Linked DNA regions of Homo sapiens: region 2 is linked to region 1. Evidence: chromatin loops called from intact Hi-C (ENCODE). Cell type or tissue: K562. All regions are shown on one strand.

Region 1 (5,000 bases):
CAGGGGAGACAGAGAGGAAGCAGTGTTCCTGGTTGGGAATGGCACGAGCATGGGCAGGAGGGGGCGGCCTGCCATGAGCCTCCCAGGCAGGAGGAGAAAAGGCTGGACTAGCTAGAGCCCATGGAAGGCTCCTGTGACAGGTAGGCCAGAAAGACAAAGTGGAGGTGTCTATCCCCAAAAGGTGACTGTGGCAAGAGTTTGAAACAGATGTAATGAGTGGGCTGGGGCTTGGGCAACGGCCCAGGATTTGACCCTGAGGAGCAAGGTGGTCCCAGCCTCCACCCACGTTCCTTTGAGCATAAACAAAAATGCAGAGATTTGGAGATAGAGGGGTTGAGAGGCAATCTCCAGTCCTGTGCCCCACTCCATTTTATAGTTAGGTAAACTGAGGTCTGGAGAGGAAAGCAGACTTGCCTCTGGTCACACAGCTAGTTTAGAGGAGGGCCAGTTCCCCTGGCTTCAGAAAAGCACAACCTCTGCTGAGCGCCAGCTCTCTTCCCCTCTTGCTCCATCTTCCAAGATAAAGATGAGGAGGTTCAAGGTTGAGACAAAATATCCCCACCCCAGCAGGAGTCCCAGATGCCCCCACAAGGAAGTAAGAGTGTCAGCTTGTGATAGGTCTCTGCAGCAAGAGGCCAACAGCTCCACGAGAGTGACCCAGAGGCAGGGGGTCCAGCAGGCAGCTATCATTTGTTGAGAACCAGCTGCTGTGCTAAGTGTTTACCTGTTTTATCCACACCTGGAGGAGATGAGTACTCTGAAACACAGGAAGAGGGTCCTTGTCTTCCAACCCATGGTGTGACAAGTGACCAGTAGGGCTCTGAAATGCTCTGGAGAAGAGGAGTTCCACCCTAGCTCACTGAAAGCCATCACCATCCACCCTGGATAGCCAGTTAGGAAGTCAGACAGCTGGACCACCCTAGTCACCTCTCTCACCCACCACATCAATCCCCTCCAAGTCCTGTGGAGTTGACTCCAAAGGATATTCCAAATACAGTAACTTCTTTCCATTTCAAATGCAACCCCATCTCCCAGCAGGCCACCAGCAGCCCTCTGTGGACACTGCTGTAGGTTTGTCCTAACAGATAACCCCACTCTTCTCCGGGCCCCGGAATCTCTCCTCCAACTACACCCAGAGATGTTTGAGACATCACATGGCCCTCTCTGCTATTAAACCTCCAAAGGCTCTGTTCCTCTTGGAACAAAGATCAGACTCCCTGTGCCCACCTTCCTGCCTCTGTTACGGACAAAGCTGGTCCTCTCAAAAAAATGAGGTATTATTCTCCGTTTGGTGTCACAAAGTCAGTACGCAAAACTGAGAGTGAGCATCAAGCAGTGCAGGCTTTATTTAATGGCCATGGAATTGAGAAGTGGGAGCTTGGCTCACGAATCAACTGTCAGCAGGTTCCATGATGCCCCACAAGCCGCAAAACCAGCAAGTTTTTATTAGTGATTTTCAAAAAGGGAGGGAGTGTATGAATAGGGTGTGAGTCACAGAGATCACGTGCTCCACAAGGTAATAGAATATCACAAGGCAAATGGAGACAGGGCAAGATCACAGGACCACAGGACCGGGGCAAAATTAAAATCGCTAATGAAGTTTCGGGCACATGTTGTCATTGATAACATCTTATCAGGAGACAGGTTTTGAGAGCAGACAACTGGTATGACCAAAATTTATTAGGCGGGAATTTCCTCTTCCTAATAAGCCTGGGAGCGCTACGGGAGACTGAGGCTTATTTCATCCCTACAGCTTCGACCATAAAAGACGGCTGCCCCCCGAAGCGGCCATGTTAGAGGCCTACCCCCAGGGACGCATTCTCTTTCTCAGGGATGTTCCTTGCTGAGAAAAAGAATTCAGCAATATTTCTCCCATTTGCTTTTGAAAGAAGAGAAATATGGCTCTGTTCCATCTGGCTCACCAGTGCTCAGAGTTTAAGGTTATCTCTCTTGTTCCCTGAACATTGCTGCTATCCTGTTCTTTTTTCAAGGTGCCCAGATTTTCTATTGTTTAAACACACATGCTCTACCAACAATTCGTGCAGTTAACGCAATCATCACAGGGTCCTGAGGCGACATACATCCTCCTCAGTTTACAAAGATGATGGGATTAAGAGATTAAAGTAAAGACAGGCATAGGAAATCACAAGGGTATTGATTAGGGAAGTGATAAGTGTCGATGAAATCTTCACAATTTATGTTCAGAGGTTGCAGTAAAGACAGGCGTAAGAAATTATAAAAGTATTAATTTCGGGAACTAATAAATGTCCATGAAATCTTCTCAATCCATGTTCTTCTGCCATGGCTTCAGCCGGTCCCTCCATTCCGGGTTCCTGACTTCCCACAACACTGCTCAGCTTGTGAGTGCTGGGAAGTCACAGATACAGGGCATCTTTAATAAAGATGTTGAGCATTGAAAACAAGGGGAGGAATATTCATGCCTTCTCTGGGAATGGGCGGAGAACTTCTGGGAACCAGAGTTGCCACCTTCCTTTTTGTCCTTTCGTGGTTTGTTCTAGCCATTGGCATGGTGATTATCAACTGTGGTCATGATGGTAAGAGTGTCATTTAGCCTGGAAATTAGATTATAATGAAGTTAGAGGTTCTTCAGAGGTCAAGGGAACTGTCATCTTGGATCCCACCAGTCTTAGCTGCTTAGTCACGAGGGGGAACTTCTGACCTCGGATGTCCTGTTTTCTAAAGATAAGCAGAGTTAAGGTGGGGTGAAAAGTCACTGAGGTCACGTACACTGGGTAACCCTCCAGCCTAGCTCCTTGCAGGCACCTTTGCACAACAGGCTGTTCTCTCTGCCCATAATGCCCAACCCTCTCTCTTCTCCCAGTCAATGCCTGCTACCCTCAGACATCATCCTTTTAGTTCTCTCTTCCCCAAGCCTGTCCTGGCCTCCCAACCAGGTCAAATCCACCTGCTGTTGTACCATCTCTGGGCCCCTGCACAGCAGTTTTTGCTGTTGAGTTTCTCCTGATTCTCTGTGATTCACAGATGAACACCTGCTTCCCCCAGACTGAGTTTCACAGGGAACAGGGACCACATTTGGGGTTCTCTCCTCATTGTATCCCCAGTGGCTACCCTGTGTTGGGCACATGGGAGGCCCTTAATAAATATTAGTTAAATTAGTAATCAAATGAACGGAAGTTGGAGAAAGAACAGTTCACGGAAAATTTGGCAAGTCAAGCATTTCCCAGAATAATCATTCCAGGGGAAAACGTGAGACACATGTGTGTAAATTCTGAGTGGCCATCAACAAACATCACCAGGCTCCACAGTCAGGCACGGATGCAGGAGATGAGTTGCCTTTCTGAGTTGCCAAGCCTTGAAAAGATATTAAAAATAACAAATATAATCATCATAGCTAATATTTGTTGGCCAGCCCCTTTATACATTTACCTCCACTCCTGCAACAACTTTGTAAGGTCAGCATCCTCATCCCCACTTGCAGAAGAGGAGTCTAAGACTCTGCCAGGTTGGGCAGCTCTGCCAGTGCTCACAGCACTCATAGCTGGTAAATATCAGAGCCATATTCAAACCCAAGTCAGATTCCAGCTCCCAGGCTTCCAGGCACACGGTGATGCTGCCAAGAGATTCTCCCACCTCCACCTTCTTGGAGATCACTTAGTTCATTTTGTTTTCCTTGGTTATTATTATTATTATTATTATTATTATTATTATTATTATTATTTTGAGATGGAGTTTCACTCTTGTTGTCCAGGCTGGAGTGCAATGACTCGATCTTGGCTCACTGCAACCTCTGTCTCCTGGGTTCAAGCGATTCCCCTGCCTCAGCCTCCCAAGTAGCTGGGATTACAGGCATGGGCCTGTAATTTTTGTATTTTTAGTAGAGATGGGGTTTCACCATGTTGGTCAGGCTGGTCTTGAACTCCTGACCTCAGGTGATCTGCCCGCCTCGGCCTCCCAAAGTGCTGGGATTACAGGCGTGAGCCACCGTGCCCAGCCTCCTTATTTTATAAAACTGTTTGTTAGTGGAAACGACAACACATGCAGAAAAACACCACCTGCCTATTGTACAGAGGGGCAAACTGAGACCCAGAGAGCAGAGTTGACCTTGCAACACCACACAGAAAGATCATTCAGGGGCAGGATAACACCTCAAGTCTCCTGGTTCCTGGTTCACAGTGATCTTAGAGTATTGGTGATATTGGTTCCCCCTTTGGTCATTCATCGTTAGTTCCTACCTCAGCCCAAAGGGAAGGAAGAGGAAGAAGAGTCTGAGTCTCTTCCTGCTGCTACCTGAGAGCCACCGTCATGCACAGCAGCTCTAAGCCAGTGGTTCTCAAATCAGCGTCCCCCTGTGCAGCAGAATCAGCATCACTTGAAAGTTTTTAGACAGGCACATTCTCAGGCCTCACCCCAGGCCTACTCAACCAGAAACTCTGGGGAAGGGGCCCAGCAATCTGTTTTAACCTGTCCTCCAGGGGACTCTGATGCATGCTCAAATTTAAGAATCACTGTTCTAAACAAAGCCTTGAAAACTGGGGCCAGGCTGGGAGCAATGGCTCACACCTCTAATCCCCAGCCCTTTGGGAAGCTGAGGCCAGTGGATCACTTGAGCCCAGGAGTTCAAGACTTTCCTGAGCAACATGGCAAAACCCTGTCTCTACAAAAAATACAAAATTAGCCAGGCGTGGTGGTGCACCTGTAGTCCCAGCTACTTGGGGAGGCTGAGGTGGGAGAATCACCTGAGCCCAAGGAGGTCGAGCCTGCAGTGAGCCATGATCACTTGACTAGATGACAGAGTGAGACTGAGTCTCAAGAAAAAAAAAAAGAAAAAGAAAAAGAAAACTGGGGCCAAATGAAGACTGAGAGCAAACTCACTAACTGAAGATCTGTGACTTGCTCCTAATTCAAGGCCACCACTCTCATCTCCTATCCCCTGTCTCCAAAGCCTGGGCTGGTGCTGCATCTGAACTCCAGGAGTCTGGCAGAGCTCCAGAAGCCTCCAGATGTGCGGGAGAGGGGCT
Region 2 (5,000 bases), 76 kb before region 1:
CCAAAAAGAAACCTGATACCCATTAGCCGTCATGCCTCTTTCCTTCCCCAGCCCCTGGCAGCCACGGATCTATTCTCTCTCTGTCTGTGGATTTGCCTCTCTGGACATGTCCATTTTTTGACAGCCAATTTAGTTTCAGCAAAAACGAAACAAAACATCACTCATATTATATTAATGGCCTTAATTTAAATTTATTAACTTATTGTGGTATTCTCATTTTTAATCGAGCCTAGCTTCATAGTTAGATAACTGTTACAAGCACAAGGGTGTCACCTCATTTAGTGGCTTGGTGTTTAAGTATGATTATAATGAGAATAATGTAAGGGCCTGTGTGGTAGACTGCAGAATGCCTCTACATTCCTCCTATTCCTCTATGCATGCTGCTTTGCACAGTAACTTCACCACTTCTACCATCAAGAGCTAGTCTATGTTTCTACCCCTTAAATCTGGGCTTGTCCATGTGATTTGGACTAATGGGACGCTAGAAAACATGACACAAGCCATTCCTGAGGACTATGTGACAGATATAATGTGAATAACACTGGGTTAGCCTGTTGAGGACACAGCCCTGCCACCTCCATGACCCCAGCTGACAGCCAGTACCAACCACCAGACATGTGAGCGAGGCCATCCTAGACCAACCAGCTCCCAGAGACCTACCAGCTGAGGGCATCTGCATGACTTGGTCCAAGAAGACAAGTAGAAGAACCACCCCACAGAGCCCAGCCCAAACTGATGACCCATAGGACCGTGAGCTAAGAATTATTCTTGTTTGAAGCCACTAAGTTTTGGAGTGGTGTGTTAGGCAGCAAAAGCTGACTGATACACTCTGTGAACATGGCTTTCCTTTAACAGCCATCTATGTGCACAAGAAATTATTAACAGTAGTTGCCCTTAGGGAAGAAAACTGCCCCCAGGGTACAGGGGTAGAAAGGGGACTCTTTACTAGGTCCCCTTTGAGACCTTCTGAAATGTAAACCATGGAATGGGTTACCCATGCAGCATAAATTTAAAATAAAATGAAAAGGGGGTCTCTGCCCATTACTCCAGTTAGTACAATTCCACTTGTACTAGAATCTTGTCCTCTGGTCTCCCAGCTCCCCCAAGTCAGAGGGCAGGGCCTGGGGCCCTGCTGTCCCCTCCCAGCACCCCAGCACTCACCAATGCGGTGGGGGGACTTCTCCAGTGCCTCAATCTGGATGTGCCTGGCACCTGCTGGGATCTGCACCAGCTTGAGAGCTCCTGCCACACACAGGGATCCAGAAGTCGTGAGCATCCTAAGCTGGTGGTCCCACTGCCCAGCGTCCCCCACTCCCTCACTGGGCACCCAGGAACATCTCATTTGATCACAGAACCTCTCTGAATCTCTGTATCCTCATTTGTAAACTGAGGATGAGACCTTCTCCATGAGGGTGCTGGGAGGATCGAATGAGACATGTCCTGTAAACTCTAAGGGCCTCCGTGTGTGTGAGAGCTGCTATTACTTCCCTCTTTCCTGACCCTCTTCCTCTCCGTCTCACTTCTGCCCTTCCCCCCGTCCCTTTTTGCTCCTCTGACTCTCTCTCCCTGCTTCTTCTCACACCTTAAGCTACTTGCTACTGATGGGATTTAAATGATAAAGGCCATGAAGACTCCACATGACTGTCCTGAGCCGCCCTGGCCCTCCCGACCCAAGGCCTGGACTTTCTCAGAGCCACCAACCTTGTCCCCAACAATCAAAGGTGAGACAAAGTGTAACATCTCCCAAGGGAAAATAGGCCCCATTTATACTAAAGTGTGAAGGACTGATATCTGGTTCTTTTCCACAGCAAGTCTGGTCAGATTGGAGGTAGAGAGGAAAGTCAAGGAACTCAAAGATACCAGGAATTCAAAGCAGAAAGTGCCACAGGTTTAAAAAAAAATAAGGAAGGAGAGAGGAAAAGAAAATTATCAGTCCAGTCTTGGCTACACCTTTAGATCTGTCTGATGCCTCCCACCCACCAATAGTCCCAAGGTCCAAGGGATGGCCGAGCTCCCATCACAAAACTTTACCTAGCGGGAAAATGTCTCTTGGAGCTCCTGGGCCCCAAACTCAGGGAGGAGCTTGCCTGAAAGGTGAGGTGACTGGCTGCAGCACCTGGCTCACCAGCCTGGGCAGCCCAGGAAGGCCTGGAGATGGGCCCCAGGGCCCCTTCTCCCCACCCCAGACTGTGGCACAGTTCAAGGAGGGAGGGCCCCCTGAGGGACGGCAAGAACTCCAGTCAGCCCTCGTCATCCCCCCAGCCCCAGCCCGGCTCACCTGCCTGCTTGGAGGCCTTGCCCAGCGTCCCCTTCACAGTCCTGCAGTGGGAGTTGTCACCCCCGCAGACTCCACACTTGTCATCCGCCTTCATGGACCCCACCTCCTTGTCACAGCCGACAGGCTGAGGCCAGAGGTGAGGTCAGTGGGAGGAGGCTCCCCTGCCCCCACCGCCACCCCGGGGCTCCCATTCCCATCCCCAGGCCCTGGTCAGGAGAAGACCTCTGGCCTGGGAGATGTCCCTGGACAGGATTCTGGCACGAATTCACCGTGGGACCTGGGTGAGGTCTTACACCCGGCGTGATGAGGATTCTTGCCATCTCCTCTCCCCTCCAATGGGGCTGAGCAATAATTAGCCCCTTCCAGCACCCCAGGGCTATGCTGAGGACCAACAGGGTGTTGCGAGTGGGCCGGTGAGGCAATGCTCATCTTCCCAGGCAGGAGGGGCTACAGTGCAGCCCTCCAGTCTCCCTGTGCCGGTAGTCGGGGTGGCTGGGGGTGCACCCACCACACACTCGCCACGCGCACAGACGCTGTATGGGTCCCGGTAGCTGCAGCGTGTCCCATCGTGAACCACCTGGTTCATGAACACCACGTCCCCCGTGTCCGCCGACTGGCAGATCAGCTCACACTTCTGGGCGTCTGTAGGGAGAGGGACTATGCTGAGTCCCCAGCTGGGCTCAGAGAAAGTGGCCCAGGACAGATCAGTATGTGGTCCAGCCAGAAAGCTCCGGGGCCAGCTCTGGACAGTTGGGGGAGCACTGGGTGTGGCACGGGGGCTGAAAATCCCTGCTGTGTCACTTATTAGCCATGTGACCTTGGGTAAATGCTCTGACCTCTCCCAGCCTTTGTTCCCTATTTTTATTATCCCTAATCAGTAAAATGCCACATCGGCTTATTGAGAAAAATCAAGTGATAAAGTAATAATAAGCCAATGCTTAGTGAATGCTTACTATGTACTAGATATTTCTAAAACCTTCACATGCCCTTAAAATACAGCTTTAATGGCTTTTCATGAATTAACTCATTTAACCCTCTCAACACCTCAATGAGGTAGGTGCTAGCATTACAGAGGAGGAAATTGAGGACCAGAGAGGTTAAGGAACTTGCTCAAGTCCACACAACCACACGATAAGTGGTTCAGCCTGGATTCTAACCTTAGCAGTCTTGCCTGAGTCCTGCTCTGACCCCTACAAAACTTCACTGTGCACATGTATGACATGCGTCTTAACATGTTTGTAAACATTAGAAGGCTGCGTGAAAAAAAGGCAGAAAAGTGGTCTGTATCTGGGTTTGCAAAATGGAGCAACAGTCAGGGAGAAAGAGAGTCCTTTCTGGTCCTAACAATTAAATGTTTCCTTCTTTATGTGGGCTATAGATATCCTAAAAAGGAGGTTCCAGAGCATATATAAACACTTACTGTGCTTCTTAGAAAAAAGGAAGTTGGGGGCTTAGCTAACTTCCTGGAATTCGTCTAACAGTCCTGGGAAAAACCCAAAGTCCAGCTGCCCCACGGGCCTCCCAGCCCCTCCTCTCCCCAACGCTGTGGCTGCTGGTTTGGTTTCTGAATGGATCTGGAAGGCTTTCAAACCAAGATTCCCTCAGCCAATTACTAAGGAAACTCTTGGGCTCTGCTCTGGTCCCTGGGCTCCAGCACAGCTGGTAACTCCTTGTCTCCAGCATGAAGGACTCAAGTCTGGAGCCACAACCTCCAAGACCACCTTGGATTTCATCCACAGGAACCAGATTCCTGTAGGGACCTGGGTCTGGGGGAGCTCCAACCCAGGACAGGCAGGATCCTGACCCAGGCAGGCAGCTCTCTAGGCAGCAACGGAAGCCACAACCTCCAAGACCACCTTGGATTTCATCCACAGGAACCAGATTCCTGTAGGGACCTGGGTCTGGGGGAGCTCCAACCCAGGACAGGCAGGATCCTGACCCAGGCAGGCAGCTCTCTGGGCAGCAACGGAAGCTCTCTGGGCAGCAACAGTGCGAAGGGAGTGGTGAGCTCCCCAGAGTAGGAGGAATCCAAGCAGAGAGAAGACACCCCCTGCAAGGATGCTCTGGAAGAATCTGGCAATGACAGGCCTCTGAGGTCCCTTCCAACCTGAAGAGTCTGTCATTCTAGACCAGAGCTGAAGAGCTGACAGTTCTGGGGTGGAGCCCAGGCTCCAGGGAGGAAAGCCCGTCCTGATGGGAGCTGTCTGGGCCAAGAGTTGTGTGATGGAGAATGAGCATCTGTCCATGGAGGACCCATGGAGAGGCTGGCAGGGGAAAGCTGGAATCAGAGGATCATTGAGGGCTCTTCCAGCCGAGGCTCTGACTTGCCACGAATCCCAACCCTTCACTGGATGCTCTGCCGCTATGGAGCCATCACTGGAAACACTCAAAAATAGATGGGAACTGGCACCACTATGGTCCCCAAATTCAGACTCTTTACAGGAGTCTAGAAGTCCTGTGTATGTCCCAGGGCAGCCTAGAGAGTCGTTATGAAGATCCCACCAGATCCTATCTGCGTGCCTTCCAAAATCATCTCATCGACTCTGCTGAAACCACAACCCAATCAGTAAAACCTAAAAACACAGCGTGTAATAGGACTGAGCTCCTCAGGACACTGGTCATGCAACGGGAAGGGCGCCTGCACCTATATAATTCTTCTCCCTGCAGGTAGGGACAGAAGACGAAAGGCAGGCAACCCTAACAGCCAACACTGCTGCCGGCC

The links. Peaks named below come from ENCODE experiments on the same cell type or tissue, not always from the same donor. Only the 100,000 strongest peaks of a DNase experiment are listed, where the experiment ranks them.
Region 2: a loop joins it to region 1, with 6 times the contacts of the local background. A loop is called at or near these places in 9 of 110 quality-filtered maps.

The regions. Positions count from the first base shown.
Region 1 is chr10:70,665,076-70,670,075 of GRCh38, reverse strand. No RefSeq gene overlaps it. Among named protein-coding and RNA genes, the nearest start is that of ADAMTS14, 4.9 kb to the left of the region's middle. RefSeq lists a cis regulatory region at 2,314-2,969. In K562, no CTCF peak of the experiment used is centred here; DNase peaks (open chromatin) are centred at 2,675 and 4,968.
Region 2 is chr10:70,741,468-70,746,467 of GRCh38, reverse strand. It overlaps ADAMTS14 (ADAM metallopeptidase with thrombospondin type 1 motif 14), which reads right to left. Exons shown (of 22, transcript NM_080722.4): 13 at 2,787-2,920; 14 at 2,279-2,402; 15 at 1,162-1,242. Among named protein-coding and RNA genes, the nearest start is that of TBATA, 41 kb to the left of the region's middle. RefSeq lists enhancers at 897-1,066, 2,598-3,401, 3,641-3,935. In K562, a CTCF peak has its summit at 2,713; DNase peaks (open chromatin) are centred at 2,407, 2,951, 3,797 and 4,378; H3K4me3 peaks cover 1,939 bases.